Linked DNA regions of Homo sapiens: all the other regions are linked to region 1. The links are chromatin loops, found by intact Hi-C in ENCODE. Cell type or tissue: psoas muscle. All regions are shown on one strand. Each heading gives the region's core, and the rest is flanking DNA. Links, peaks and the distances in the headings are about the cores only.

Region 1 (10,658 bases), core at 1,334-9,333:
CAGAGGTTTTCCTTCATGTCCTCCTGTTTCTGCTTCTCTCCTTCCTGTCTGCTTCCCAGCTCTCTGAGCCTCTCTCCTGTGCACCTTGCGGACCCCGCAGCCCCAGGCGTCTTGCTGTGCCCTGCAGGGCTCCCTCCTTTGATTCTGCTGCCCCTTTTGGTGCTTTCTCCTTGCTCCTCTGTGTGTCTTCTGCTTCCTTCTGAGCTCCAGTGTTAGGTCCTGCTGTTACATTTGGCTCTCGGGTCCATGTCATGGCTCTCTCTTGGCTTCAGTGGAATCTCTCTCTGCATGGTTAGGGGGACCATTCATTTGCCTTTCAGAAAGCTCAGTTTTTAGCCTGGGAAGGGCAGACTTCACGCAGCAACGCTTACAACACTTCGTTTTCCGAGGGAACAGACGATATTAACCATCCCATCCTCACCGTTGCATCCCATAAACAGCATCCATGACAGCATGGAGCTTTGTGGCTTTCCTCACTGACTCTTACCACCAGTCATGCTTATGGATTTTAGCAATTGTTGCCAGCCCCAGGAGACAGACTAGCCCACGGAATGATCTGCATCACAGCAAATTAGTCCATTTATCTCTAGAGTTTAAATTTTATTTCCCCCAATCGGGGAGTTGCTGGGTTAACTAGGCCTATAAAGAGAGGGGTGGAGGAAGCTTTTACATATGGCTTTAAAAGTCCTCAATATTGCAGTTGGGAATTGCCAGATATTTTGAACCCCTCTGCTGTGTCAGCAATCCAGCCACTGCCTAGGCCTTAGTTACTTAATTCAGTTTCAGGCAGATTCCCAGTGAACACTGCTGTTGTTTATTGAGAAGTGTATCCTGACCTTTCTCAACTAAGGAATAGTTTCACAATTTTCATGGCAAAATTCATTCAGAATGCAAGCAGGGGTCAGAATGACATTGCAGTTGGACGGCCTGAAAGGTTGCTTTGTGAGACCGTGTAAACCATGCCCGCATTCACCAAAGCATCTGTTGAAAAACATCTCCTGTATCCATGTGACCCAGCCACCTGTCGTTAGGACGCCAGCAATCAAGCATGCTGAGAAGCTGAGACCCTGGAGGCACTCGCTGCACTGCCTGGGCCTGGGCAGCCTGTTGTCCCCTCTGCCTTGTGGCCATCTTGTTGCCTCCTAGCACCTCCCTTCTTCCGTGGGAAGAAGCTGGAGTCCAGGTTTACTACCTGCAGGTTCTCTCATAAAACACAAGAAAGAGAGTGAGCTTGAAATACCTGTGGATTGATGTTACCTGGGCTGCTCTAAGATTCTATTAGCTACTAACTATAAAGGGCCTTGTTTTGCTTGCTAGGATGACACTCAGCTGGTTCTTCAGGCACAAAGAAAAAAGCGTTTGTGATACAGGTTTCTTTCTGTCTTGTGCCCAAGGAGTATATTTGATAGAGACTGGCTTGGGTTAAGTGAGTAGGGGACAGGTAAGTTTCTGGCCATGAAATAGAGCAGGCACTGGAAATACACCGTGAGCCACCAACTCAAAGGAAAAACACTGAGTTGTTGAACTTACATTTTTAAAAGAAAGCATTTATGAGCAAGTTCAAACTTAACCTAAACCTGTGTCTCGTCTCATCTCGTCTCATCTCTTTTCTTTTCTTTCTTTTTTTTTTTGAGACAGAGTCTTGCTCTGTTGCCCAGGCTGGAGTGCAGTGGCATGATCTCAGCTCACTGCAACCTCTGTCTCCCGGGTTCAAGCGATTCTCCTGTCTCAGCCTCCCGAGTAGCTGGGATTACAGGTGTATGCCACCATGCCAGGCTAATTTTCATATTTTTAATAGAGACCGTGTTTCACCATGTTGGACAGGCTGTCTCGAACTCCTGAGTTCAAGTGATCCGCCCCCCTCAGCCTCCCAAAGTGCTGGGATTACAGGCATGAGCCACTGCACCCAGCCACCTGTGTATTTTCTGAAACTATTGAACTGGAGAAGAAACAAAATATCTCCATAGTTTGTCTAAATCAAATCAGAATTGAGTTGCATTTTATTCCCTTTGAGACCCCAATCACGTGAAGCTTCTTGGTACCCTTTGGGTTTAAGATTGGCCTCTCTGGCCTCATGTTGATCTTTTCTTGGGATTCTATTTTATGCACTGTGCAGGGCTGATATCATTATAGCCACTTTATTTGTGAAGAAATTGAGGCAGAGTGGCCAAAGTGACTTTCTCAGATTGACACAGGCTCTTAGTGATGGAGCTGGGCCCAGAATCCAAGGGTGGTGGAGCTTTTGTGCCAAGAGGAGCACCTGAGAGGGCTTCCCTGATTCTTCTCTGTCCCCAGGTGCTGAGAGGACCCAGGGAACTGAGGCTGTCTTTAGGACCCAGTCATAGGTGCCCAAGGCTCTCTGCCTCTTGCCTTGAGGACATTAACCCTAGAAATTCCACTCCTAGGACCTTCTCTCAGAAACCCCAAGGAGGGGGACTACTCAGAGGGAGGTGTGGTGAACATCTGGAGCTCCCTCCTCCTAAGGGGTTCTACTTGTCACCCTGTAGTAATAACTCTTAGCCAATATGCTGTTGTTGTCCTCCTTTAAATTTTTCAAAATTGATTTGTAAAATTTGTTTTGTACCTAAAGTGTACTCTTTATTTGCTGTTTTATTCTCTTTCCATGTTTAAAGTTGATTTTAAAGTCCAGCACTTTTTTTGTTTTTTTTTCCCCAAGACAAATTATTATCGTGAACATCAGGGTTTGTCTCTTTGTGTTTTCCAGACATTCTAAGTGAGACTGTCCACATCATCTAGGAAAATGGTGGCCCTGTCCTTAAAGATTTGTGTGCGCCACTGCAACGTGGTGAAGACCATGCAGTTTGAACCATCTACAGCTGTGTACGATGCGTGTCGAGTCATTCGGGAACGGGTGCCTGAGGCACAAACTGGGCAAGGTAGGTCATGGGTTATTTACTGGCTTCTTAAAACGTGTTTGCATGTTTTTCACTTTTTTGCTAAAGAGACAGAGGCTCCAAGTGGTACACAAGCCTATTAGTGCATATGTTTCAAATGAAATACCTTCTTAGATCAGACACTACCTGCTTCCTCTGTGAGACTTGTGATTACAGTGACCATGCCCACTGCTGAGTCATCATTGTCACTGTGCCCAGCAACTTGACCCTCCCATGCATGAGGATTATGCTCTGCGGTTTACAGATCACATTCTCATGTATCATCTCATTGTCCCAAGAAAGTGCAAATGAAGCTGCCCTAACAGTATTGGCGGTATGTGTCCTAAACCCTGTTTCCCATGCATGAACGCTTTCCACTGCCATTGGAACCCAGGGCAGGTCTTATATTTCAAGTTTTTTGACAGGGACTTTATAAATTTTATCTCAAACCTTAAAAAAAAAGACATTTGTGATATATGTTTTGTTTGAAGTTTGGCTAAATCACTCATCCCCGTTAATCTGAGTTTAAACAAAAGCCACTTGTACCATTTTATTTTCCCCTTCCCTTTGTCTTCTCTCAATTTGTCTTTCTTTTATTTAGTATTTGACAGGCAGTTGAGAAATTGGATCCCTTCCAAATCAGTAAGTCTTTAGGTGAAAGTCGGATGAAACTTATCTTAAAAATGGAAAGAATAGGCCAAGCATGGTGGCTCACACCTGTAATCCAAGCACTTTGGGAGGCCAAGGCGGGAAGATCGCTTGAACCCAGGAGTTAGAGACCAGCCTAGGCAACAGGTTGAAACCCTGTCTCTAGTAAAGTCTGAAAAATTAGCTGAGTGTCGTGGTATGTGCCTGTAGTCTCAGGGCAGGAAAGTAGTTTCAACCCAGGAGTTTATGGCTGCAGCAAGCCATGATCCAGCCACTGCACTCCAGCCTGGGCGATGAAGCGAGACCCTGACTCAAAAAAAAAAAAAAAAAAAAAAAAAGGAAGAATAAAAATCAAACATCACAAGGGTAATTATAAATACAAAAATATCTTCTTGAAAAGATCTGCTTCTCATAAAATTGTTTTTGGTCTAAAACGTGATGATGATGATGACGATTTTTTTTTTTTTTTTTTTGAGATGGAATCTCACTCTTGTTGCCCAGGCTGGAGGGCAACGATGTGATCTTGGCTCACTGCAACCTCCACCTTCCGAGTTTAAGCGATTCTCCTGCCTCAGCCTCCCAAGTAGCTGGGATTACAGGTGCACACCACCATACCCAGCTAATTTTTTGTATTTTTAGTAGAGACGGGGTTTCACCATGTTGGCCAGGATGGTCTTGAACTCCTGACCTCTGGTGATCTGCCTGCCTCGGCCTCCTAAAGTGCTGGGATTACAGACGTGAGCCACCACGCCTGGACGATTATTATTTTTTGAGACAGGGTCTCGCTCTGTCACTGGAGGCTGGAGTGCAGTGGCCCCATCACACTTCACTGCAGCCTCAACCTTCCAGGCTCAAGTGATCCTCTCGCCTCAGCCTCCTGAATAGATGGGACTACAGGTGCACACGCCACCACACCCGGCTAATTTTTGTATTTTTTGTAGATACAAGGTCTTGCTATGTTGCCCAGGCTGGTCTCATACTCCTGTGCCCAACTGATCCACCCACCTCTCAAAGTGCTAGGATTACAGGCGTGAGCAACTGCGCCCCCTGGCTATTAAAACATTATTTATGCTATTAGTAGTGTTTCTAGATTACTCAGAAATAAGGTTTGCTACATCCCTAACTTTACTATTTGGTTGTCCAGTCATTTCTGGTGCCTTTACTTTTCTGTTCCCTTTTTCTGTTGTTTTTCTGTCGGATTTTTTTTTTGGTGGGGGTGGGGAGCTTGATTGCTATATAGTGCTGGTGAAGGTATAAACCTTTAAAGATTTTGAAGTTGCTTTTCTAAGAAACAGCAGGAGCTCTTACCCTCATCTGGGTCTCAGAAGAAAGAGAGAAATTTTGGGGTAGGAAATGGTACTGCTCCTCTCCTGCCACCCCACCCCCTTCGTACTTCCTATGTCAGATTAAGGGGTTCCTGCAGAGAACACCAAATTTAATTTTGCACCTTTTACATGATTTGTTGGTGGTCGGGGTCAGAGGCCTCATCTCACAAGGAACTCCTACCTCTCTTTTACACCGCTCAGTTGGGATGATGGAGGGGTCACTGGAGACGTAAAGGCTTCATTTGTCCCCCTTTGCCTGAGTGGCCTTGGGCATAGGTGGTCACTTCCTTAGTTTCTCCCCCGCTGTCTTGTCATTCTCCATGGGATGTTGGTCTGGTTTTTATAGCAAGGGATAGAGAACAAGCTCAAATTCAGTTAGAAAGAAATTTGGACTGCTTCTAAATTTTCCTACATTTTAGACACAACTACAGCCCACTGGTTTTAGGAAACACGGACCTTATTTGTGGGTGTTGCTTCTGCAACTCAACTCTTACTCCTCCAGATCTGCTCCAGCCCTGATGGCTGCTTGTGTTGTCAAAACGAAACATTGCTGTCTGGTGAAGGAGAACACCCACATCCTTGCTGAGTCAGCAGGCTCAGGGCCTGGAAGTCAGTGATGGCTTCATCACCACTTTGCCTTCTGTTTTTCTTCCCATTTATATTTCAGCTTCTGACTATGGACTCTTTCTTTCGGATGAAGACCCGAGGAAAGGGATTTGGCTGGAAGCGGGCAGAACACTGGATTACTACATGTTGCGGAATGGGGTATGCTGCCAATCCCAGTGCTGTTTCTTCATCCCTTTGTCCCTGGGCCTTCTTCCATAGACGCCAACACGGTTACGCTATTTTGATTCAAGGGCATCTTATTAATAGTTCGATGCATTGTACTTTGTAAGGGCTGTTCAGGTGGTGATAGAAAATGTCAGATATCCAAATTCTTGAGATTCCATAGAAGGATTGAAGCAGTTCGAGGTTAGTATTTTAAGTAGTTTCTACTTGTCGTTGTTGGATTTGGTAATTGTGAGATAAGATACAGCATCTTACTGTAAGTATGGAAGAGATATTCCTATGCCTGGAGATGGGAAGTAAGAACAAATGAGAGGGAAAAACGAAATGTAACCCTAATGGTAGTTAGAGACTGAATATTAGTGTTTTGTTTCTGAAAAAGAAACTTCAATTTGAGATGTGAGTTTAATAATGATCAGTAGTAGTAACAGCAACAACAAAAATGGTTGTGTTATGGAAATAGGGAGAAGTAATGAGTAAAAACATATTAAACATTTTGTTCAGCTTAACCTCCAAGATACCGGGTTTTGGTATGTAGGGTGAAGTGCACCCATCAGATTGATGGGTATTCCATAAAGTAAGAGTGAAATATGTGATGCCAATTAATTTGGATAAGAAATGAATAGTTTAGTTTTAGGAAGTTCATACTTCTAGTTTTAGGAAGTGTAGTAAACAAGTTACTTAAAAATATCCCCCAAACATGTTACCCCTGTTTGGTCTTGTCATTAATGTATTTTAACACACTCTTTTGAAAATCACGACTACTGTGATACTCCACTAATATGAAGAATGATGAGGATGCTATTTATGTCTTTCATTATTTCTAAGATATAAGGTAAAATGTATTTATAGTAAAAATTAAAAATATTTTTATATGCAAATAGTAAAGACATAGAGATAGTAAAAATTGCTTATGACAGGTTAAAAGATAATTGGAGACACACACTGATGTCTTTTTAACAGGCAAGTAGTCACCTCCCTCTGCTAATTCTCCTTAGAGCAGATCATTCTCAGCCTTGCAGGAGGTCATACTCTACTTTCATTTCACTGAGGATGGTTTTCAGTAATTGTAAGGCATAAGTATGACTTCTTTGGGTTCAATTTCACTATCAAATTTTTAAGAAATCTTTATGAAAGCAGTTATTTAGCACTGGAGAAAAAATTGAAGGTGACTCTAGGTGACAGATATAGAATGTTCAGTACACTATTTTTTCAACATTGTGCCGTGTTTGGAATTTTTCATAAGAAAATTATTGGGAAAATAATTGAAGATAGCCTAAGAGAATATAGATAGATTGTATATGGAAATAATGAAAGAAACCAGACTTCACAAGTTCTTTAATACAATTTTAATTACTGGTCAAAACAAACAAGAAATAACCTGTATAGCTTTCAAGCCAGTAGGGGTAGGAGGGAAGAAATGCAGGTATGTTGACCATTAAAATAGGAGAAGTGCAGGGCGGCTTATGGAAACAAAGTGAAAAGAACGTATGGAATAAGATAGGGTAAACACTTTTAAATATATTAGGCATCATACAGAATGTAAGTAAATGAAATGCAGCAATAACAGAGATTCTCACTGAATGGAATTTTTTTGTAAGTCCAGGTCTGTACTATCTCTAAAAGACGTAGTGGCAACAATCCCCTGAAAACTTTGAAAGGTTTTCAAAGATGTTTTAGAAGAAAGGGAAAATCAGAGTCTACTCTGATTTTTTTAAAATTCATTTTTTAAAGAAAAGTGTTCAAGTTTGTTATTTATTTTCCCCACACAGTGTGAAATTTGTATGTGGTTTGTGCTCTAGGATATTTTGGAATATAAAAAGAAACAGAGACCTCAGAAAATCCGGATGCTGGATGGATCTGTGAAGACAGTGATGGTGGATGATTCCAAGACTGTGGGGGAGCTCCTGGTCACTATTTGTAGCAGAATAGGTGAGCATTCATACACCTTCATTATGTCTTTTTGCTTAGTTTTTAATTACAGGCCTCTTCTTTTTTCCACCTGCATTTGATCTCTAGGCAACTTTGAATGTGTCTTAACACGCCGAGTTCTGCCTAATCCCCAGAGGGTGTGTCCATTCTCCCAACTTGCCAATCCATGAAACATTTGGACTTCTCACTAAGTCACAACGGAGGGCTTTCATTTCCCTCTCCAAAACAAGAAGATTTTCAAATGGAAAGTCATGTGTAATTCAGCCTTCTGCCCATTGCTGCCTTCTATTCTATATGAGCACTCTAGATGTTCACTATCTCCTTGAGTACTTACGATGACAGCCCACATGATTATTAGATAGTCTTTCTTCTTGTGGCTTCTGTTAGTCTCCCCAGAGAACAAGTCTGCCTCCTTTCTAATGAAGCCCTTCAAATATTTGAAGAAAATAGACTTACCTATCTTAGTTTTCTCTTCATGCAAAGGAAGCCTAGTTCCTTCAGACACTTCTTGTTTGACACTGTCTTGCCTTCTTCTGCATGACCTCCTCTGTGGCGGTGTTTCCCAAAAATTATTATAGATGAGAGAATTGAATGTGACATAAGTTCTACTATACGCGTGACTTCTTTGGGTACGATTTCACTACTACATTTTTAGGAAACCTTTATGAAAGGAATTACTTAGCACTGGAGATTCTGTATTGTAGTGACAATAACCCTGTGAAAATGTAGGAAGGTTTCAAAGACATTTTGGAAGAAAGAGGAAATCAGAGTCTGATTTTTAAAAATTCGTTTTTGAAAAAAAAGTGTTCAAGTTTGTTACCTGTTTTCCCCCACAGTGTGAATATGACTTAACTAGCTGAAGCTTCTTCATTTAATTTGATGTGGCCACCTCCCTGACCCTCATATTTGTAAGGCCGTTTCTGGTTCTTTGCCACCAGGAGCTCCTTGGAATATCACAGGCCTTAGGCTGGAAGAGGTTGACAGCAGTTTAATTATTTATAATTATAACCTAATTTCCAATGTTTAGGAATAACAAATTATGAAGAATACTCCTTAATCCAAGAAACTATTGAAGAAAAGAAAGAGGAAGGAACGGGCACACTCAAAAAAGACAGGACACTGTTACGAGATGAGAGGAAAATGGAGAAGTTGAAGGCCAAGCTGCACACAGATGATGACCGTAAGTGTTTGCAGAGGAAGCATGATACAGACACACAGGCTTTGCTAAGCCTCACTTCCCTCCCACCATCCATATGACCCAGGACAGGACTTTTGATTTTTGTTTTTAAAACTCTATTTTAAAAAAGTAGGCTGGGCTCAGTGGCTCACTTCTATAATCCCAGTATTTTGGGAGGCCAAGGCAGGTGTATTACCTGAGGTCAGGTTTGAGACCAGCCTGGCCAATATGGTGAAACCTCATCTCTACTAAAAACACACAAAAAATTAGCTGGGCTTGCTGGTGAATGCCTGTAGTCCCAGCTACTCAGGAGGCTCAGGCAGGAGAATCACTTGAACCTGGGAGGTGGAGGTTGCAGTGAGCTGAGGTCGCACCATTGCACTCCAGCCTGGGTGACAGAGTGAGACTCGGTCTCAAAAAATAAATAAATAAAAATTAAAAAAAAAAAAGTAATTGTAATACCATTTCACATCTAAAGAAATATCTTAATATCAGATATACAAATCATGTTCACATTTTCTTCATTATTGTCTAAAAATTTTTTTAATAGTGTGAACTGGGATCCAAATAAGGTTGAACAAGTTAATTAGTTAATTAATTTGTTTTACTAAGTGTCTTTCCATCTCTTTTTTTGACTAATACTAATGATGTATATTTATGGGATGCATTGTGATATATCTGTGTAGACACTGAAGAAGGATTCAGTCAAGCTAATTAACATATCCATCACCTCACCAATGTATCTTTTTTTCTGGTAAGATTGTTAAAAATCTATTATTAGCATTTTTGAAATATATAATACGTTATTATTAATTGTGGTCACCACTCAGTGTGATAGTGCATGTCTTTTTGCAGTTTTTGTGTATGTGAAGAAACCAGATTGTTAGCTGTACAGCATTTCATACAGTCTGGATTTTCTTCATTGCATACCTATGGTGTCATTTAACATGTTCCTCTGTCCCTTTTAATTCTTTAGATCTGGAGGCTTGAATAGATTTAAATGTTTGTGTTTATTATAATAAAGATGCTTTCTTCAGTGGTGATGTGCACTTCCATCAGGAAGTGTTTCTGGTTTTCTTTTTTGGGGGGATGTTTAACATCCATCAATGACCATTGCCTTAGACCCATTATTTCCTTAGGAGTTAAAAATAGTAATAGTTGGTTGCACGTGGTGGCTCGTGCCTGTAATTCTAGCACTTTGGGAGGCTGAGGCGGGTGGATCACTTGAGGTCAGGAGTTTGAGACCAGCCTGACCAACACGGTGAAACCCTATCTCTGCTTAAAAATACAAAAATTAGCTGGGTGTGGTGGCGCATGCCTGTAATCCCAACTATGCGGGAGACTGAGGCAGGAGAATCGCTTGAACCCGGGAGGTGGAGGTTGCAGTGAACTGAGATTGTGCCACTGCACTCCAGCCTGGGTGACAGAGCGTGACTCTGCCTCAAAAAAAAAAAAAAAAAAAAAAAAAAAAGTAACAGAATTCTGTTACTGGAAAGTCATTTTCTACAGCCACACAGTTAATATATGGAAAAGCCAGCACGTAACCCCATGTGTCCCTAAAGCCCATGCTGTTTGCACCTTGCTGCCTGACCCTCCACTGAAAGGGTCTTAATTTATTACCCAGTCCACCTAGACTTCCTGGCCTCTTTCCTCCTTTCATTGTATTTGTTCTTGTGGCTGTATCGGGATGACATCATTATTGCCATTGTGTTTATTGATCTTCTGTGAGGCTCTCATTTCCTCTCACCCTTTCTGTGTTTTTTTTTTCTTACTCCCTAATTTGATTTGCAGTTATATACTTCTTTTCAAGAGACTTTAGTAGAAAAATCCCAAGGATTTATTATTATGTGCAAAATACTCTCCCAGGTACTGTGGGAGATGTGGGAGACACGTTTT
Region 2 (10,658 bases), core at 1,508-9,507, 180 kb before region 1:
ATCGCCAAGAGGTAGAGGTTGCGGTGAGCTGAGATTGCGCCATTGCACTCCAGCCTGGGTGACAGAGTGAGACTCTGTCTCAAAAAAAAAATTAGTGTGAAAAAAAGCATGCACATATTGAATAATTGCAAAATTTGCATGACATGAATTTAAGCTAGAACACAGAACTTCATAAAGGAAGGAAACCTCAGACTTGCTGTGAATGGCTTCCCTAGTGTCAGGTGGCCCACCCCTTTAGTCCTTTGTGGAGTTTTGGCCAGATAATTTTATAATCCCTGCGGGGCCAGATCTCCAAAGTTCCTTCTGCATCTAAAATTTCTGGTTGGAGCAGAAAAGACACATCCTTGGCATAGTCTTGGGTAAGTTCACACACTTATCACCAGGCAGAGCCTTAGAAAGAATAAACAACAATAATAAAGGTTGTCTAGCTTTTAATAATCCAGACCCTTAAGTTTTCCTTCCATCCTTTTGGTGTAAATTGGAAAGCTGTTGCGAAGGCTTAAATAAATTTAATTTATTAAATAAATTTTTAAATTTAATTTATTAAATAAATTTCCAAAATAAATTTTGGAGCAGGCCTCATTTTGGTGTGGGACCCTCAGAGCTTAAGCATTGCCACCTAAGAGTTGACCTAAACTAGGAAATGAGCCAGAGGGTATAGCATGCTGATTTAAACTTCTTTGAAATGCCTGCAACAGAATGATGACAAGGGTGTTGGCTGTGGGGTCCATGTGAAAGTTAAATTACTGACATCCCCTGCACAGCTGGGATTTACTAAGCTGGGGAAAGTTAAGATGTTAAGACACTCCAGCCAGTCAGTTTTCATTTCTGAAATTATTTAATGTTACAAAGGAGTTGTCGGCTGGGTGTGGTGGCTGATGCCTGTAATCCCAGCACTTTGGGAGGCCAAGGCAGGCGGATCACAGGGTCAGGAGATTGAGACCATCCTGGCCAACAAGGTGAAACCCTGTCTGTACTAAAAATACAAAAAATTAGCCGGGTGTGGTGGCGGGCGCCTGTAGTCCCAGCTACTTTGGAGGCTGAGGCAGGAGAATGGCGTGAACCCGGGAGGCGGAGCTTGCAGTGAGCTGAGATTGCACCACTGCACTCCAGCCTGGGCGACAGAGCTAGACTCTGTCTCAAAAAAAAAATAAAAATAAAAAAAATACAAAAATAAAAAAAAAAATACAAAGGAGTTGTCTTTTGATGTTGATGTTCATGACAATTCTTTAGAAATGAATGTCAAAGGCTTCAGACAGGGATGCTCATTTCCATGCTGTTTTCTTGAGAGAGATAAGGCCAGGGCCTGGCAGGTGAGCAGAAGAACACCTACGAATACAGCAATTGCCCAGAAAACGGCTGCTGTAACCATTTGTCAACAATTTACCCTATGTGAGATGACTTTTCTATATGATGTAATAAAGATAATTTACAATGTTTTCGTGAAGGCAGGAGTAGGTGGTAGAGGGGGTTTTTCTTTGTCTTTTCTTGGCGTGTAATTGAAACAGAGCTTGGACTAAATGAGAAACATTTGTGTTGGAAAAAAGATTCCAGAAGCTTCTTGACTAGAGTCAAAAATTGCTTCCTTGTTTTATTGTGAGCATGTAAGCAGACTTCTCATCTAAGACAAGTGTTAAGAACATTGCCATTTCTGTCTGTTCATGAGCAGATGCATTTTCTGACCTAGGGAACTGTCTACATTGTAGACCAGATAGCACACACAGTGAATCAGAAGACAAAGTGTGTGAGTTGATCTGTCTCAAAAGAAATACATGGCTTTTGTGTGGATTTATAAATTCAGTCCCTTTCACAATGCTGCTTACCCAAAAGCTGTTCTTTATAAAGAAAAGTGTGCCCGTGCATTTTGAAGTCCCAAGCTTTTTTAAATTGGCCCCAGAGGAATGCTGGAGTTTGCAGAGGAAGACTAGTTGTTCTGCCATTGGGAAATAGGGCCTGAATGGATGGAGCAATGTGACTGAATACTTTGTGTTGGTGGAGTGTGCAAAGAAAAACTCTCCTCTTGTTCAGGCTGCTTGTGTGCTTGGCTTGATTCTGGAGTTGGCACTCTTGAGAGCCACCCACAAGCACCCTTAAAGCACTAACACACAGGCAATTCCTAAGTGGATGCCTAATGAAGGAAATATTTTAATCCCTTTGCTCTTACTGGCTCTCTTCTAGCTAAAGTCTGGTAGTTTAAAAAAGCAAAAGCCAAATTAAGAATACAGAACCCACTCCTCAATATGTCACCTTCTTCAAAAGTAAAACATCCCGGTGGATTTTGCCATCTTTCCTGAGCTCAAAATGGGCATGGCTCTTGCGTGTGGGTGTGTGTTTGTGTGGGGGTGTGTGTGTGAGAGAGAGAGCGAGAGAGAGAGCGCATGCACATGTAAGTCCAGCATTCTTCGTGATTGACTCAAAACAATAGCTTTATAGGGAAACCATTGCTAAGAGCTCAGGAAAAGTAAAGGCCTGCCAATTCCAGAAGGACAAAGGGTTTCAGCAACTAACATGGGAACAAAATGATCTCATGCCCCTTTCCCACTGAGACTGCACATAAGTGGGATCCTTCCCAAATTCTGAGGGCTCACTTATAGACACAGTCAGTGTTTCCAACCTATGGGACCCATTCGGGAGGATGGCCAAACCAGGAAACAGATTCCAGAGGTAGCTCTTTGATGTTTAACCCAGACAGTCAACCGACCCGGGCTCCTCAGCCAAGGAGGGGCTGAAACTCTTCAGTGAGGAAAACGAGACCCTGGCTTATGCTCAGGCATTAGTCACTACATCCAATGGCGAGTTCCCTTAAGTCAAAGGCCTGGGCCAGGGCTGACAGTGGACCTTTGATAACAGCTCTGCATCTCTGGGGTGCTAGGCTGCCAAACTTGAATTCCTAGTGATTCACACTAGCTGGCCCTTCACAGGCCTCAGAGAGCACGGGCAGGAAGAGGCCACAGGCTCCAGGCCTCCTGATGCCCCTGCCCCCAGCAGCCCTAAGAGTGGCCTGGAGCAGGTGCTGGGCAGGTGAGAATGGTATGCAGTTCTCAAGTGGCAGGTGAGATCCGCATGCAGGAGCTCTGGGACAGCCCCCAGCCACTGCCTTTGTTACCCACCGAGCCAGTGCAGGCACTGTGCTGGGAGAGAAAGGTGGGGGCATCTTTGAAGGTCTAAAAGTTTGGTGACACTTCCCTGCAGACAATAGTAGTTGTACTTTCAGTATCCTTGGAGAGAGAACATATCAAGACAAAAAGGCTATCGAGGCAATTCATATTTCATTAGTCATAGTAGGCCTTATGTACATTTTAAACGTAGCAAAATATAATTCTGGGACATTGCTAATTTGTTCTATAGACAATACTTGACATATATATGAAGAAGCTCTTGAATATCTGACACAACATGATAAAACTCCTCTGTTTTGCTCCAAACTGGGGTTAGGGTGGGGGTAAAAACAAACACAAGGCTGGGCATGTGTGGCTTACACCTGTAATCCCAGCACTTTGGGAGGCTGAAGCAGGAGGATGGCTTGAGCCCAGAAGTTCCAGAAGAGCCTGAGCAACATGGTGAAACTCTGCCTCTACAAAAAATTAGCTGGGCATGATGGCGTGTGCCTGTAGTCCCAGCTACTCGGGGGACTGAGAGGTGGGAGGATCACTTGAGCCCAGGAGGTCGAGGTCGAGGCTGCAGTGAGCCGAGATCATGCTGCTGCACTCCAGCCTGGGCAACAGAACGTGATCCTTCCTCAAAACAAAACACAAAATTGTTGCCATACTTAGGGGCAGTGCTGTTTGTAAGAAGCTTTAGGTCATATATGAAGATAAGAGTATGTTTTTGAAATAAGCTATAACCTGCGTCACCTCCTGAGTTTGGGTGTGCTCCAGTGTGCTACCCCAGCCGCACCCTGTATGTGCCTTTCCTGCATCTTTGCATGGCCCTTACAGGGAAGTCCCCTCCACTGGCCCCTTCATACTGCTCTAGGATTTTCTGTTCCCTTGTCTCTGTCAAACAAGAGTTCCCTGAGGGCAAGAACTACCCTTTTCTGCTGACACCCCAGCCCCTTATCTGGGGCCTGGCACCCAAGAGTCATGCTATGGAGGATCTGGAGGTAACTGAGATGAAAGATAAGAGTTGGTTTGGGGAAGGGTGAGGTTGGCCCTTTCACATTCGGGTTTGAAAACTCAGGACTGTAATAAAGACACAAGACAAATTCAGTAGTCTTCCCAAAGGCTGCAGGCAGGTGCACAGCCCAGCCTCCCTCATCAGTCAGTCAGATGGCAGCAGGAGGATGGGGGGCAGAGGCAGAGGGATTCCTTCTTTCTTGCGCCTTTCTGCCCAGCTCGCAGTGGTGCATTTCCTGCCTCCTTTCTTCCTTCTCCCCTGCGCTTGACATTCTCCACTGCATTCAGAATAAAGTTCCAATATCTTACCTTGGGATAGGAGGCCCGTCAGACTTAGATGCTCACCTGATTTCCCCTGATTCAGCTCCTGTTCCCACCTTTCCCATGCACCCACCCCCATGAGTCAGTCCCAAGGACTGATGTCTGGGAATCTCCTCACCCCACCACCTCCTGCATTGTATTCACCCACTTTGGGGTCTGTGTGCAAGTCATTTTTTCCAGGACCCCTCCCCACACCACCTATCTGATAGATCTCTTTCTTCCCCCAAACCCAGATCACATGCTCCCAGCCTTCGAGATGACTCCTTATATCTTCCTCATCTTTGTCCCATGGGGAGAACCCTCATGCCAGAGGGCTCCTTCTGTGTGCCTTTCACCCACGCTAGTGTGAGTTCCTGATAGGCAGGGATGCGGCTCCCTTCGCCTCTGGACCCTAGACAGCATCTGGCACGAAGCTTAGCAAACAGTGAGGACTCAAGTAGGCACTTCTCCCGTGCTTCAGCCCTGCACTGAGTATGGGGTGTGGGCCATCCAAAACTGGGTTCAAATGTTGCTTGATGTCATGGTGTCAATTTTTGGCTATTGTAACTAAAACATAAAAATGACAGCTTTGTTTACTAGTGAGATTTACCAAAAAAAAGTTTTTTTGGATGACATACTCTTGTTCAAATGATTAGGAAAGGAGTGTGCCTTCCTTATTTGGTCAAAATAGTAGTGGTGAGTGTGGGAAGGGTTAGGAATTGAGACACACTGATCATGCCCCTATAGCCTTTACCTATTTCTCCGACCGACGGATGACTTGAGCATTCGTTGAATGAGCAGAATTCCCCTGAGGAAGGTAAACTGACTGTGAGTGAGGTGCTTGGAGGAGGAGAGGCAAGGAAGCCAGGCCTCTGTGTGCAGCTGAGGAAGGGGGTGGCCCAGGGTTCCTCCTAAGTCTGTGGCCATGTCTGGTTCTTTGCTCCTTTCTTAGCTGTCAAAGGTGCCTTAATGAGACTGTTCCTGGTCACAGAATGTGCCACAGGAAATAGGCCTGCAGGGTGTGTAAGAGGAAAGACCAGTGGGTTTGCAGAAACCTGACACTGGCTTTTCCCAGACTGGGAGGCAGCCTCAGAGGTCAGCGTGGCATTAGCCCAGAGCACAGGACTGTCCCAGGGCGTAGACTTTTAAAAATGAAAGTGTATTTATAGATGGTGGCCCTGGGGACAGAACTTTCAACTGTTCCTTGTCAGGCCCCACCCCTTCACAGCACTGGGCTCACTTCAGTTTTATTGGTGTGTCTTAAAATGGGATTGGGAATAACACTGAGAATAATGCTTGGAGGTCCCTGTCACTAACACAAAACTGTCTTTTTTTTTTTTTAAGTGCTCGATTTCCATATACATACAGAAGAGTATGCAAAATGTAGGTGTAATTTAAAGAGTAACATGAACATCTGCGGAGCCAACAACCAGGTTACAAATACCTTAGAAGTCCTTCCCATCTCAACTTTTAACTGATCTTTGCTTTTCGTAGTTGCACTACCTATGTATGTGTTCCTAAACAATGTATGCTTTTGCTTATTATTCTTATTTTGAAAAATTGAGTACGGAGCACAAACCTGTGTTTGTAAGGGAAGGTTCCTACTGAAAACTATTAAGTGAAGAATCCTAGCAGAAGCAGAGGGCTTCAATAGTTGTGTGAGCTCAAAGGTCATACTTCTCTTTCATCAGTGCTACAAGAAGCCGGTTTCCTCACTGGATCCTGCTCTTCCTGTGCATCCCTTTGTAATTAGGGTTGCCATTCACAACTGCATTTACAAAGGAGTTGTACAGGGCCGGGCATGGTGGCTCACGCCTGTAATCCCAGCACTTTGGGAGGCCGAGGCAGGTGGATCACCTGAGGTCAGGAGTTCGAGACCAGCCTGGCCAAAGTGGTGAAAGCCTGTTTTTACTAAAAATACAAAAATTAGCCAGGTGTGGTGGCATGCATCTGTAACCCCAGCTACTTGGGAGGCTGAGGCAGAAAAATCGCTTGAACCCCGGAGGCGGAAGTTGCAGTGAGCCCAGACATGTGCCTTTGAGCTCCAACCTGGGTAACGAGCGAAAGTCTGTACTAAAAACAAAACAAAACAGAACAAACAAAGGAATTGTACAGCATTCAGAGAGACTTATAAAAGAGGATTCCTTTTAACATGTTAATTTAGCAGGGGTCCTAAACCTGAGGTTCAGAAAAGAAATTTCAGAGGGCTCATGAATCCTTGAAACTGAAGGCATAATTGTCTCTATGTTCTCCTTTTTGAGTGAAAGCATCTATCATTCTCAGAGGAATTTGTCATCCCTTCTCCACCCCTTTTTCACTCAGTAAGAATAAGGGATAATATGGGCCAGTCTTGGTGGCACATGCCTATAATCCCAGTGCTTTGGGAGGCTGAGGTGAGAGGATTGCTTGAGCCTGGGGGTTTGAGACCAACATAGTCAGACCCTGTCTCTACAAAAAATAAAATAATAAAATAATTAGCCAGGTGTGGCAGTGCATGCCTGTAGTCCTAGCTACTCGGGAGGCTGAGATGGGAGGATCACTTGAGCCAGGAGTTTGAGGCCGCAGTGAGCTATGATTGCACCATTGTCCTCCAGCCAGGACGGGAGAGTGAGACCCTGTCTCAAAAAAGAATAAGGAATAATGTGGAGGTTATGGTAGTGTTTTGTTTTTTAAATGGACCCTGAGGCTGTTGACGATTCCTTGAAATATGTTTGGTTTGCTTGTGTCTGAGTCGTCATTGGCTTCTCACGTTTGAGAGTGAAAGGAAAATGAGCTGTAGGTTAGACTCCGGGCTGTCCCAGGTGGAATCCTTGACGATGCTGTGGGTGGCCTTGCAGCCTTTGACTGTTCTCTGAAATCTGCATCTCACTCTCTTGACCCAGAGTAACTAGAATGCTAATGGAAAAAAAAAAAGTGGGACTGGTTGCTGCAGTTTCAAAACAAATGACCTCACTGCCTGAGTTCTACGCTATGCAAAAGAAACCCTAATTTTTGCCTTATAAATAATAATGGACCTTTGGGGAAATAGAGCCAAATACCCATTTAGTGAGGGTGGGGTATTTGGCTCTGTCTCCCTGAAGAATCGTTTAACGATTTGTCATTGCTGAAGCTTACTCCCTAGAAACAGAATGCAACCACTGTGACACCAACTTAGTAATTATTTCCTAAGAGATATGGTAATTTAAATTTATAATGACTTTCATTTCTTCAAGTTAAGAAAATAAACTTTGTATAAGCCGACTTAATGGGGACATTAATTTTCAGTTCTGTTCCAAAAGTGTAACAGAATTTTGGAATTTTCTAGCTGAAGGACACCTGAGTTTTATCACGCTCCTCGTTTTATAGATGAGTTGACTGAAGATCTGCAAAGTTAGGTGTGATCTGCTCGAGGTTGCATTGATGTGTCAGGGCTAACCGAAGCTAGAATGCAGGGGAAAGAGGCAACTATTTGGATGATTATATTTGAATTAATAACCCACCAACCTTTAAAATGCATGATTTTTTGTGGTCTCCAAGCATTTCCTGGGATGGTTCTGGTCTTGGGTGGGTAAACCTGATGTATGGAACAAGAGCTTTTCTTCTTGTTCTTATTCTTTATATCTCATAAATTCAGATTTTTGAAAAAAGTTTTTCAGTTTCCCTCTACAATTTTTAGATTTTCTTCCCCTGCTCAAATGTGAACAGTTCTTTCTTGAACTTTGTTTTTGACGAAAACCAGGAGTTTCAGTTTGGCTGGTGCAAGTCATTTGGGATTAAGGAGAGAGAACTGGGGGCATGGTTAAGATCTGGAACTGCAGGCTGCTTTGTCTCTTCAGTTAGGAGTCAGACAGAGTAAGAATAACATTTGTTTAGAAACAGAGTTTTATTAGAGTGGTAATTTACAGGTAAAATGTAAGCTTTATAGACTTGATTCTGCAATTCTATTCCTGGCCTTGCTGTTCCTCGCTGCTGATTTAGGGCAAGGCCTATCTTCTGAGTCTTGGCTTTTCTCATCTGTGAAAAGAGGGGCTTAGGCCTGAGTATTTCCAAGGACCCTTGGCAGCCATATGACTGGACTCCACGGTGGGATATTTGCAGAGAGGCTTCTCTGGAGCTGCTGCTTGTGGGCTGGCACCAAAACTGGAGGCAGAGGGTGCCAGCTGTGTTGCTGCACAGAGCCTCAGGAGCATGAACCCTGTGTGGCATTTTTCCCTCCTCCTGCTTTGTCACCTGAACCCCAGCAGTGTTGTTCAGTGCCGGGAGGATGTCGCTCACCCGCTGACACGGCTACCTGCACTGACACATGTCATTTGTGTCTTCTCTGCCAGTGCGCTGCTGCAGGGTGACATCTGGACTGGCCTCCTTGTCCCTCGGATGCTCGGCTGCCCAGAAGTTTCTGGATCAACTTGTTGAAGACCATGAGTAATCTTCATTTCTACTTCGCAAGCAGCTCTAGACCTGTGGCATCTCCAGCCAGGTCTGGCTGATGGACTCCTGCCCTCTGTGGCCAGCCTCTCTCACACCCAACTCCAAGAGCCTGGAAGATGGCAGCAGGGACTCCGTACAGGGCCCTTCTGTTGCCCCCAGCAGTCATAATGGTTTTGGGGCCTTCTGAATCTACCTTCTTGGAGCTACTTTGTTCCATCACCAGAGCCAAACCTACGAGTCCTGATTCTCTTCTTTGGCAGTTAGGGGAGTTTTGACCACTTTCCTCTCTTTCACTTTGCTCCAGCCACAATGGCCTGCCTTTACTGGCCTTCGAGAAAGCACCCGCTTTATGGTGGCAGATGCAGATGCCATTTCCTCTGTCCAACATCCTCTTGCCTGGCATGTACCTTCTCATCCATCATGTCTCATCCTAATGCCACCCCCTTTAGAGATGCTTATCTGACTACCTTGTTTCAATGTCTTCCTCCATCCCCAGGTATGCATCCTCTTTCTGTCTCTGATCCTTCCGTGTGTCTGTCTTTGCACTTAAAACAGGTTAGATCTCTTTAGTCGTTAGTAGACTGCCTATTCATCCATTCATTCAACAAATATTTCTTGAGTATTTACTATGTACCAGCAGCTGAGATAGGCACAGTCTATGCTGTCTAGAAACTTCCAATCCATGAAGAAAGACGAGATCAAGTAAAAGCCTAAGTAAACTGTCATGCTATTTGGGCAGAGTGCTTTGTTCTAATTACTCTAAAGCATCCTGGGCATCTTGTTAAAACACAGATCCTAACTCAGTAGGTCTGGGTGGGCCTGAGAGTCTGCATTTCTAACAAGATACAGGTGATGCTGCTGCCTTCTAGACCACACTTGGAGAAGTAAGGCTGTAAGCTTTTTGATGAAAATAAGACTTGTCCTGGAGTGTGACTCTTGCTGAACTGCCTGGGTGGATGTGGGTAAAGTTACTGGAGACCCTCAGGGTTTTGTCTGGCCTTGGAGTCTCTTCTAGCTGCAGGAGACTGAGTGGTCTGAGATGTGAGCCTGATTGAACAGTAGGGGAACCTGTTACCATCACCTGCATCTATGTGCTTGTCCTCCTTAAGGTTATCATAGGTTGTAGGTTTGTCCATTGAACCCTCCCTTAAATGTTGTGCTTTTCACATTCACTTGGTGGAATCCTATGGGCTCTCTCTGTAGGGTGTGTTCTGTATAAGTCAGCATTTCTGAAAATACTGCGGATGTTTGGTTTTTAAGAGCAGACTGTATCTGCTGGGCCCATGGGGCACTTGCAGTGAGATGTTGAGAATGGAGACCATACTGGAAGCTGGGGACTGGGGCAGAAACCTTCGAGCAGGTAGACTGAGGGCAGGTCAGATGCAGGGCACTGCTGTCAAAGGAGAGCCTGGGGTCCAAGCAGCAACTTGGCCCAAGGGTTGTGCTCCTGATACTGGCAGGTGGTGGGGGGGATGGAGGGGGGGGTGCAGCGGGGGCAGAGGGGAGCGGGGCGTTGCAGGCTCAACATTGTCCAGCTGCTGCAGTAGACCTTCTCAGAAACGTTGCTTTACTTTCATAAGCAGCTAAATTGATTCTCGCCCTAAATAGTTAACAGCTCTAACAGCATTCTCGGAGTACTTCCAGTGTCCTAGGCCTTGGGCTAAGTGTGTGGCACACGTTCTTGTAACTTAACCCTCCCTGCAGCCCAGGAGGCAGGTGCAGCCTCTGATTTACAGAGGACAGGACTGAAGGAACTCACCCAGTGGGTCACACAGCGAGAGTGTGCAGTCAGGATCCAGCCTGGACTATCAGACCTCATGTGGAGTTCCTTCTCTT
Region 3 (10,658 bases), core at 1,023-9,022, 190 kb before region 1:
GTGCTTTAGTGGATTATAGGTGTGAGCCACTGTGCCTGACCTGCCTGGTTCTTGCTAAATTTGAAGATTCCTGGGCACTACTGCAGACCCAGAGCAGAGTCCAGGAGGGACCAGGGCACACTGATGTGATTCTAAGGGCCGTGTGCACCACAGCCCCACTGCTAGCCCCATGTGTCTGCAGACTGCCCCATGTGTCTAGGGCGTGGTGTGAGGGGCTAGTTGTGGCAGTCTCGCCAGGTCAGGGTTGGGTGGGCAAGTAAGGGCTGCTGAGGAGAATCTGGATTCTTAAGAGGGGTTGGCTGGGCTGGGCACAGTGGCTCACACTTGTAATCCCAGCACTTTGGGAGGCCGAGGCGGGTGAATCACAAGGTCAGGAGATCTAGACCATCCTGGCTAACATGGGTGAAACCCCGTCTCTACTAAAAATACAAAAAATTAGCTAGGCATGGTGGTGCGTGCCTGTAGTCCCAGTTACTCAGGAGGCGGAGGCAGGAGGAACGCTTAAACCCAGAGGCGGAGGTTGCAGTGAGCCGAGATTGTGCCATTGCGATCCAGCCTGGGCGACAGAGTGAGACTCCGTCTCAAAAAAAGAAAAGAGGAATTGGCTCCACAACCCTGATTACCTGGCCAGGGATAGACCAGAACTGTGGTGAGGGAGCCTTTGCTGCTGTCCTCAAGTAGCTTTTGGGCCTTGCAGAGGTCCATGGGCTTCACGAATGCTTTCTGCCTTTGACTCTGTTTTCTCTTTTGATGGTACATATCAAGCCGCTAGAGTGCCCCAAGTCTTGTTTTGTGTCAAACACCCTCCAAGGCAGACGACCTGCAGTTTTAGATCGTATATTTATGTGACCTGATGCCTGCTTTGGGGTCTCCAGAGTCAAAAGGGGTGTGTGTGTGTGTACGTGTTGATATTCTTGGGCAAAGGGTGATTGTAACTGCAGAGACCATGCATCCTCCAGCCCCGAGGCTTTCCTGTCGCCTGTGGAGACAAGCTTCATTGCCTGTGGGGTTCTGGTCCTGGATCATTTCTTAGAGCTGAGCATGGGGTGATGCCAAGGCCCTTGGGACGCACCAAGGGTGAAAGAACAGTGGGGTTGTGAGGGTGCTTCTGCAGGGAGCCCTGAGGCCTAGACAGACAGGAGCCAGGAGGGCTTGCGAAAAGTCCGTCCTAGCTGCAAACCTGCTCCTCCCTCCGCCCTGGCTTTCCTTGCATTTCATTTGTATCCTGCTGATTTGATTTCCTTTTGCATTGTGTAAGGTTCTTAGTAGATACCTATTCCGTGAAGTTAGAGATGAATTAGACACAAGAGAGAGAAAGACCTGGCTAAACTGGAAATGAGAAGGACGTCGACAGTTTAAAAACACATTATGGTAAAAATAAACATAACACGAAATTTACTACTTTAACCATTTGTAAGTGTATAGTTGAGTGGCATGAAGTACATTCACATTGCTGGGCAGCATCACCACCATCCATCTCCAGAACTCTTTCATCTTGTAAAACTGAAACTGCCCATTACTGCTTATCCTCCTTCCCTCCAGCCCTTGGCAACCACCAGTCTACTTTGTCTTTGTGATTTTTGACTACTCTAGGTACCTCAATCAGTGGAATCATACCGCATTTGTTTTCTAAGTTCACATTTTTCTGTGTCGATACTTTAAGTCCAATAAGTTAAGAGGAGAAGGGACTTAACTTGCCTCTCCTTTGGAGACAGTCCTCCTGCTCCCTTCTGCCTGTCCTTGTTGCCCAGAGTGGCGGGGCCAGTGTACTGCTTTACCTAATCCTCTGTGTAGAATGGACTGGCAGCTGGGGGCTCTCGAAGTTTGCTTCCAGCTGTTCTTGGGATTTAGTGTTTTCCCTGGAATGAAGATGAAGCAGGGTTGCCAGATAAAATGCAGGCTGCCCAGGTGAATTAAATCTCAGATAAACAGTCTATCATTTATAGTATAAGTATCTTCCAAAGACTGCATGGGAAATACTTATACTGCAGAATTATCTGTGGTTTACCTGAAATTCAAGTTTAACTAGATTTGCTGCATTTTTGCTGCTAAATTTGGGTGATCCAGTGGTGAACACACAATAAAGCAGCTCATTGGTAAAAGGGCATGCGGTTGGCTAGAAAGATTTTGGGAGATGGGCAGATTTGATGGTGCAGAGAGAGAGGCCATTTGGCATTGTCAACCTATTTTTTTTTTTTTTTTGGTAGAATATTAACTTGGATCCTAAAAGTAGGATTGGAAAGTAGCTGCATAGACTCCTGTCATTTGTTCTTCAGAGAAACAAGCAGCTAGTACTGGCTAATGAGAATATGATCTGCACATGGCAGGTGCCAAAAGTGTGCTCTAATACAAGGCCCTTTCTTCCTTTGCAGGTGCTGGGCTACCTGACTGCTAGCAGGGACTGAGGGAGGGCATTTCTTGAAGAGTTACCCAGATCCAGCTGCTTATCTGCCCCTGGCCATGGTTTATGTTGTTGACTGATTGCACCAGCTGCTGAGAGGTGGTTTTATGTAGTGTGAGTAATTGAAACTTGGTTCTAAGTTTCCCTCTTGTCCCTTCCTGTTTAATGCAGTCAGCTGTCCTCGAATTTATTTTTTGGTGGTACTTTGAATCAGCCCCCTGTGTGAGAATTCAACAAAAACGCAACTGATACAAAGCATCTGCACTGAGTAAGTCCGGGCAGCATTGAATCCCTCTCTCTGTGTTTTCTGTGTGGCTGTTTTTCACTTACCTTCTCCCCTTTGGGTCTAGGTTCCTGTGGCTGGTTTGCTTTCTCCTCAGTGTTTTGGAGGACATAAAATGATAGTTCTCAGGGTTTGCAAACAGTGTGAGCCCTTCCTGCAGCTGCCGGTGGGTAGGTGGATAAAATCAGTTTTGCTGCTATTGTCCACGGGCCAGGCCCACCCCCAGGTGCCAGTGGCTGACCCCTGGCCACCTGTGCGGGAGTGTGAGTGGCTGCCTGCTGCAAGGGCCCCTGTGGCTCAGAGGAGACGGGCACACGCTATGCTCCCTTCAGAGCAGTGGTAGACATGCTTTATTTTGGGGTTTTGAAGCCCTAGCATTTAGTGGCTCATTTTGGCCTTTTTCTTCCCCTAAGGGATTCTGTGATGTTTAATGACTCAACTCTGATTGTACTCCGGATGTTTCTTTTCCACTGATGTCAGTTTATAGAGCAGTCCTCCAGCAAATGTTTGTGTGGGCAGGAGGCAGAAAGGGAAGGAAGAGGTGAGGGGGCACTTCGGGACCCCAAGAATAGGCTTCAACTGCTGCCCCACACACCAGGGAGGCCAGGCCCTGACATTTTAATGCCCAGTGCTTTTGCTTCCAGACCCATTGGAGGGGTCTGGTTGGGGCTTGGATGAATGGGACCTGAGAGCCGTCTCCTGCAGGGCTGCTGGTTCTCTGTGAGAACTTTGGGATGCCAGGTGGGGCACCGTCATGGGGTATGGGATTATTTGTAGGTCTGGTCATTAGGGGTGGGATGTCTGGCAGATGCCTTAGAGCAAGTGTATCAAGAAGTGGGGTACAGCACAGGACCCTGTGCCCCATCCTTCCGTGAGTCCCCTTCTGGCTTGTCTCCATAGGACTTCAGCTTAACACAGGGAGTGAGGGAGAGGGCAAGAGCATGGGCAAGAGGGAGGGTTTAGTTTTGAGCAGATAGATCCAGCTCCTAGTTTGCCTTAGACCCTGGAACACTGGCTTCTTTCATTCGGCCCTTTAGAGGAGTGGCCCAGAGTAGCCTAGCAGGGACTGAACTCTTTCGGATGGCTTCCAGAGCATTGTTCCCAAGACCCTCCCTTCTGCTGACCCTGTGACATCGGGGCAGGTGGGGAGAGAAGAGGTAGACACTATCATTCCCCCAGTCCCAGGTCCCTCCACACAGCTTATTCCTCACTTTTCCTCCCCCCGGGGGGCTGACAGAATCAAACTTGTGAAATACTGAACACTGGGGTTTTGTGGTGGGCAGTTATGTCTGTTACTAAGCACAAGGAATTTGAGCAAAGGAGGGAGAAAAATAAATAACTATTTTTAAAGGGAACCATTGTATTCAATGGACTCCTCCTTTTTGAGGGTCTGTCGTGGGCAAAAGATTGTGGTGCCTCCTGAGAGTGATACAGAGGCAGTGAGTCCCCGACTCTTCCTGCAGGAGTGTGTAGGTCAGCAATATTGCAGTTTCCAGGTGAGGAGAGAGGTGCTCGATGGAGGGGACGTGATGGGGAACTCAGGAAGGGGTTCCTGGAGGTGCACTTCAGCCGCGCCTTCAGCAATCTGCAGAATGTCAAAAAGCCAGTGGGAGAGGGTGTTCGGGATGGGAGAGACTGAATAAACCAAGACAAAAAGATGGTACAGCGCAGTAGGAGTCAGATAGCACAGGGGTTGGTTAAAGACTGGGGCACCGCAATGTATGGGGAGCAATGTTTTTGTTTGTTTTTTTAACCACTGGCCTAGTGTCGGTTGTGAGCTGTCTGTTGACTTTTAGAAAGAGTAACCTACACCTCGTTCCTACTCATCGACTTCTGCGGTTACCACTATGCCAGAGTGCCATTCTGGAAGGCCTCCAGCAACCCTTTGGTGGCCAAATCTCACAGTTTGTTCCCAGGTGCCCTGCTCGGGGCTGCCTGTCACGGGTCACTGCTTATCATCCTCTAACACCCTCTCTCCCTTTTGCCTCTGGGACTCCATATGCCTTGATGGGCCCTTTTCCAGTCCCCTTCTGCTATCTCTCTTGACTCTGACACACATCTCCATTCCCCAGCGTCCTGTCCTCCGAGCCAGTACCCCTTCTCTACCGCCGCCACCTGTTCCCTGTGCCTGAGCTTTACATCTTGGCCAGGTGCAGGGCGTCTGGCTGACACTTTGCTTTTGCAGACCAGTGCAGCCAGCCCTGCTCCTGGGGGTTACGAGTCTGCAGTTGCGAACCCCAGAAACCCAAAGAACTGAAATTCAGTCCACAGACATCTATTAACCTGCTGGGTGACAGAGTAAGACTCTTAAAAAAAAAAAAAAAAGAACCTTACTGGATCAAGCCCCCAAGGGGACAAGTGACAAGTAACAGCCCTGATCGTCCGGGGAGTACCTGCTGCTTCTCCAGCCTTCCTTTTCCAAGGGCCTCTTCACTGGAAAGCTCTGAGTCAGATCTAAATATCCAAGAAGGCCAGACTTCTTTTTGTCCTTTTCTGTAATCTGAAGCTTCTCATCTCTCTCAGCCTCCTACTTCCTAGCAATTTGACAAAAGGTGAAAAGCGTTTCATCGGCTCTTCAGAGCTGCAGCAGTAGCAGCTGCAGCCTCAGCCGCACGGAAGGTGGAGGTGCTCTTGAGTGAGTCCTCCCCACCGTTTAAAATGCAGGGCTGGACCTGAGGGATTTATGTGTTCCCTGGGTGTGCGTCTTGTGCAGGCGACTTTGAATTTGACACCTCTGTCACATAGCCAGTGCCTGAAAACCCTGAAATGATTCTTGGTATTCAGAATTCACATTGGGTAGACTTAGGTAGTATTTATAGCATTCCCAAGACAAGTTATTGCCAAAGGAGGTAGTGACACTTATCAGGGCCTGTGTAGGAGACACAGAGCTGAGTAGACTCTTTCTCTGGCTAATTTTAGATTCCCAGTGTTGAGGTTGGGAATGAGGGCTTGTCACATAGTTAGTATGTTTTCAGAGGCTCTGATCTCCCTGAGACTACAAGTACAAAGGCTGTGTGGCCATTTCTGTTTCCTGGGGTTTACTCTTCCATCCGTTGTCTCACTGCACAGGTTCTCCCTGGCTCTGTCTCATTCTGCTTGCCCCATGGCAGAAAAGGGGGGCGGTTCAGGGCTCCTTGACATTCTGGCATTAGGCCACCAAGCTGTGGGATGGGGGAATTCAGGGTGGGGGAGAATTTGACAGTAGGGCATCGTGCCTCACAAGCTACTTTTTACAACCTGTGAATGCTTGACACACTGTTTAGTTTGCCTGTGGCCCTGTCTACCCTTGGTCAAGGGGAATCTCCCTGGGGAAGGTATTAGCTCAGGTTGCTATTGGAAAATGCTGTGGACTGGATGGCTTAAACAATAGAAATTTTTTCACGGTTCTGGAGGCTGGAAGTCTGAGATCAGGGTGCTAGCATGATTGGGTTCTGGTGTGGGCCTTCTTCCTGGTTTACAGGCAGCTGCCTTCTGGCTGCATCTTCACATGACAGAGCGAGAGAGGGAGAGCGTGCGAGCGTGCATGCACAGGCAGGCTCTCTGGCATCTCCTCTTAACAGGGCACTAACCTCATCATGAAGGCTCCACTGTCGTGACCTCATCTAAACCTAATTATCTCCCTAAGGCACCAGCACCATCCCCCTTGGGTTTAGGGCTTCAGCATAAGAGTTTGGAGGGACATGATTGAGTTCATAGCAGGGGTTCTTGGAGGTTTTTGAGCTGCAGATTCTTTAAAGCAGAGGCTGGTGACTGCAGAGGAATTGGGCCCCGTCTTCCTTGGGGGTCAGACCTCCAGTGGCAGAAGTGCCTTTTCCAGTGACCCAGGGAGAGTTCTTACTGGGAGAGAGGGACAGCGTTCTGGTGGCGAGGCAGGGAGCTGGCTGGTTTGTGTCGGGGTTTTCCACATGTCTAGATGATAAAGCCACGGCCAGCAGAGGGACTTGACAAAGGGGAGGAGTGCAAGAGGGTGCACAGGCAAAAATGCTGCACCTGCGTGGGAGCTGGTTGGCAGGCGAGGGAGTCTTGGGGGCTGGATGGAGCATGAAGTCCCATTTTGCCCAGTTCATTGCTTGGCTTCAGGTCCCCTCTGCTGTGTCACCTCCTGCTGTGAGCACCTAGAATGGATTCCTACGGGTTTTCCTTTGTGTTGCTTGTCGTGACTTATTTACCTTGTATAATTAGCCATGTTTTGGAAGTTTGGGATGGTTTGGAAGCAACTGTGCCAGAAAACTGGAAAAAAATGTTTTTCAGTTGACAACGACATGATGGTCAGGTCTGGTCAATGGTCCCTCATCCACAGTTGTTGGGCCTTGGCGTCCCTTTCCTGGGATTCTGAAGTTTTTGTATGAGTCAACGGTAGAGCCTTTATTGCTGGTGGCTCTCAGCGCCACCTCTGCAGTGGTGTGGGCATCTCGTTGGTGGGAGTGAGGGCTTATGTAGCGATGACCAGTGGGGACAAGGCTTACTCTTGTGCCCAGGCCTTTTTTCCAGTGTCTCTCCATGCTAAGGGTCAGGCGGGGTCACTCCTCCACCCCTGCTGCCCGCCGCCTCTCCCTGATTCCTTGAGATGGGTGTTAGAAATAGTACATTTGGAATCTCTTTCACATTGGCGACTTGGCTCCTTGTGCCTTTCCAATTTCTCATTCTGAGCTGGGCTTAATGAGAGATGGCACATTGATTACTTGTTAATAAAGAGATGTTGCTGGTTGGTCATGGTTTTTCTTTGCCATTCCTGGAGTGTCTCACAAACCTCTAGGAGGGAGAGAGATTCCTCTTGAAGATACTTGATTAAGAAGTATCTTCTTGAGGGGGCAGCCTGGGGAACATGGCAAAACCTCGTCTCTACAGAAAAAAAAAAAAAATTTAGCTGGGTGTCATGGTGCGCACCTATAGTCCCGGCTGCTTTGGAGGCTGAGGTGGGAGGGTCACCTGAGTCCAGGAGGTCAAGGCTACAGTGAGCCATGGTGGCACTGCTGCACTCCAACCTGGGCAACATAACGAGACTCTGTCTCAAAAAGAAAAAATAAAAAACTCAAGGATGATGCAGGGCTTGAGTGCGACTCTCCTTGCATGTCCCTGCTTACTTAATCAGCATTTCTTCCTTTTTGCATCCCTCTCCTACCTCTGCCCTCCTCTCTGGTGGCTAGAAGACCTAAGGAGGGGAGGCTATTAGTGGCTAAACCTCTATTTAGGGGTCTGCTGGTTTATATGGCACTAGCTCTATGTGGAAAGCAGTAGACTCTATTTTTTTTTTCTTTTTTTGGAGACAGAGTCTCACTCTGTCGCCAGGCTGGAGTATAGTGGCGCAATCTTGGCTCACTGCAACCTCCACCTCCTGGGTTCAAGTTATTCTCCTGCCTCAGCCTCCTGAGTAGCTGGGACTACAGGTTCCTGCCACCAAGCCTGGCTAATTTTTTGTATTTTTAGTAGAGACAGGGTTTCACCATGTTGGCCAGGGTGGTCTCGATCTCTTGACCTCGTGATCCACCTACCTTGGCCTCCCAAAGTGCTGGGATTACAGGTGTGAGCCACCACGCTCGGCCTTTTTTTTTTTTTTTTTTTTAAGTAAAATGGAGATCAGTTTGCTGCTCTTTCTACCTCACAGGGCAGACATGTGAATAGGATGACAAAATAAGAATGCACTTTATTTTAAAAGGGGCTGTGTCTTATAAATCAGTAACGATACCTGTATACTATTCCTCAAGCCCTGAATGTCCTAGTAAGTAAAAAATTTATGATAGAGGAAAATTTACTGGAGTTTGAATAGGAAAGTGTGTGCATGCCTGTGTGTATGAGTGTGTGAATGAACATGTGCAGGTGTGCTAGGCAAGTCAAGTCTGAACTTCTATTTTTCAGGTTGACAACATCCAACCAACACTTGTTTGGGCCCTTTAGTGCAAAAGAATATGCAAGCCCTTTTGCTTGCTAACTTTGAGTTGAGTCTTAGTAGGTGTCCTGGGGCAGGCTTTAGTTGTTTTTCTTTCCTCCTGCTGAATGTGATCCTGTTCCAGGGGCTTGTTCTTTGGGTCACAGTTGGCCTGGGGCCACTTAGTGTCTGAGGTCCTAAGCTTTGGGGTGAGCCAAAGCTTAGCCAAAGCGATTGCTTTGTTACTCATGTAGTTTTTTCCCCCTACCTCAGAGAGGATTTTCCCCTTGAATGATCAATTTTCGTGAAATAATTTAAAAGGAAGAAATTACTAGAAAGAGGCAGCGGGTGACCCACGATTGTTACTCCCCCTCTCTGATGTGATCCAGGACCTCAGCTCTGTAGGCTCTGAGCAGAGTTGCGGCTTCAGATGTCTGCCGAGGTGCTGCATCAGCCTCAGGCAGTGACAGTCCTACCACCTGTTTCCATTTAAAGCCACTAATATTTATCAGGACCTATGCTTTCTAGGACTGCAAAGGTGGAAGAAGATTGCAGCAGCCAGCCATGTGTCCTAGCAGGTTTCAGCTTCGGGGTGCATTTGATGTGTTCACACCTCACCTGAATAAGTAGCCACATGGTTTTTTTTTTTTTTTTTCCCTTGAGATGGAGTTTTGCTCTTGTTGCCCAGGCTGGAGTGCAATGGCATGATCTCAGCTCACCGCAACCTCCGCCTCCAGGTTCAAGCAATTCTCCTGCCTCAGCCTCCCTAGTAGCTGGGATTACAGGCATGTGCCACCACGCCTGGCTACTTTGTATTTTTAGTAGAGACGGGGTTTCTCCATGTTGGTCAGGCTGGTCTCAAACTCCCAACCTCAGGTGATCCACCCGCCTCGGCCTCCCAAAGTGCTGGGATTACAGGTGTGAGCCACCGTGCCCGGCACTAGCCACGTGGTCTTGTACGAAGAGGCAGGTGTTGTGTGCCACTCATCCAAGGGAAGCTCTATGTCAGGTGCCAGTCCTCATGATGGACAGGAATCTTTAGCTGGCTTTATTAAGAAAAATAAGAATTCCATGTTTATTTCAGATAATGTTTTCTCTCTTTGCAATGAAGTTTTGTTGAAATAGAGCATAGAGAAATGAACACAAATCATAACTGGACGAGTTGATGAATTTTCACAAACTGAACTCACCTGTGTAACCTGCATCCAGCTCAGGAAATAACCTGATCAGTATTTCAGAAGCCCCCTGATACCCCTGCTGGTGCACCGCCTTCCCACAGTCATAATCTCGACTTAGTTTTGCTTGTGTGTGTGTGTGTTTATTTTATTTTATTTTATTTTTAAGACAGAGTCTCGCTCTGTTGCCCAGCAGGCTGGAGTACAGTGGCGCAATCTCAGCTCACTGCAACCTCTGCCTCCCAGATTCCAGTGATTCTCCTGCCTCAGACTCCCAAGTAGCAGGGACTACAGGCACACGCTACCATGCCCGGCTAATTTTTGTATTTTTTAGTAGAGACGGGGTTTCACCATATTGGCCAGGCTGGTCTCGAACTTCCTCGTGATCCGCCTGCGTCGGCCTCCCAAAATGCTGGAATTACAGGCGTGAGCCACCGCGTCTGGCCAGTTTTGCCTGTTTTTGAACTTAATGTAAATGGACCTGCCCAGTGTGTCCTCTTGTTTCTGGTTTTGTTCAGCATGATGTTTGTGAGATTTGCCTCCATCTTCGTGTGAGTTGTGGGTCTGTCATTCTCATCATAATATGGTACTCATTCATTTTGTTCATATTACGTACCTGTTCTTCTGTACGTAGGTATGTAGGCAGTTTCCAGACTCTGGCTGTGATGTATAGAGCAATACGAATAATGTTATTTATGTCTTCAACACGGATGGGTTTATACCTAGACGTAGTATTTAGATGTGTTTGCTTTGCTTTTCCTAGTGCATTCATTTATTGAGTAAATAGTTACTGAGCATCACTGCGGGCCAGGCTCTGGCTCAGGCCCTAGGGGTGAGAGCAGAAATAAGACAAGCAAGGTGTGTTAGAGGGAGAGGAGCAGTTGTTTTGGATGGTCTCTAAAGAGTCGACATTTCAGCGAGGGCTTGAAGGAT

What was found. Hi-C counts contacts between places; a loop is a spot of excess contacts. Peaks named below come from ENCODE experiments on the same cell type or tissue, not always from the same donor. Only the 100,000 strongest peaks of a DNase experiment are listed, where the experiment ranks them.
Region 2: a loop joins it to region 1, with 3 times the contacts of the local background. A loop is called at or near these places in 3 of 110 quality-filtered maps.
Region 3: a loop joins it to region 1, with 2.7 times the contacts of the local background. A loop is called at or near these places in 7 of 110 quality-filtered maps.

Annotation. Positions count from the first base shown.
Region 1 is chr15:62,644,550-62,655,207 of GRCh38, forward strand. TLN2 (talin 2) reads left to right here. Exons shown (of 59, transcript NM_015059.3): 4 at 2,726-2,897; 5 at 5,535-5,632; 6 at 7,456-7,585; 7 at 8,613-8,765. The coding sequence starts at 2,762. It overlaps MGC15885 (a long non-coding RNA gene), which reads right to left and starts at 632. Exons shown (of 3, transcript NR_026897.1): 1 at 1-632. In psoas muscle, for the core only: a CTCF peak has its summit at 4,563; DNase peaks (open chromatin) are centred at 3,102 and 5,462; H3K4me3 peaks cover 1,100 bases; H3K27ac peaks cover 3,119 bases.
Region 2 is chr15:62,467,604-62,478,261 of GRCh38, forward strand. The region is part of intron 1 of TLN2 (talin 2); the gene reads left to right. Among named protein-coding and RNA genes, the nearest start is that of TLN2, 82 kb to the left of the region's middle. In psoas muscle, for the core only: no CTCF peak of the experiment used is centred there; DNase peaks (open chromatin) are centred at 2,858 and 5,518; H3K27ac peaks cover 7,744 bases.
Region 3 is chr15:62,451,073-62,461,730 of GRCh38, forward strand. The region is part of intron 1 of TLN2 (talin 2); the gene reads left to right. Among named protein-coding and RNA genes, the nearest start is that of TLN2, 66 kb to the left of the region's middle. RefSeq lists enhancers at 302-911, 912-1,521, 2,996-3,544. In psoas muscle, for the core only: no CTCF peak of the experiment used is centred there; DNase peaks (open chromatin) are centred at 4,589 and 5,349; H3K4me3 peaks cover 2,727 bases; H3K27ac peaks cover 6,322 bases.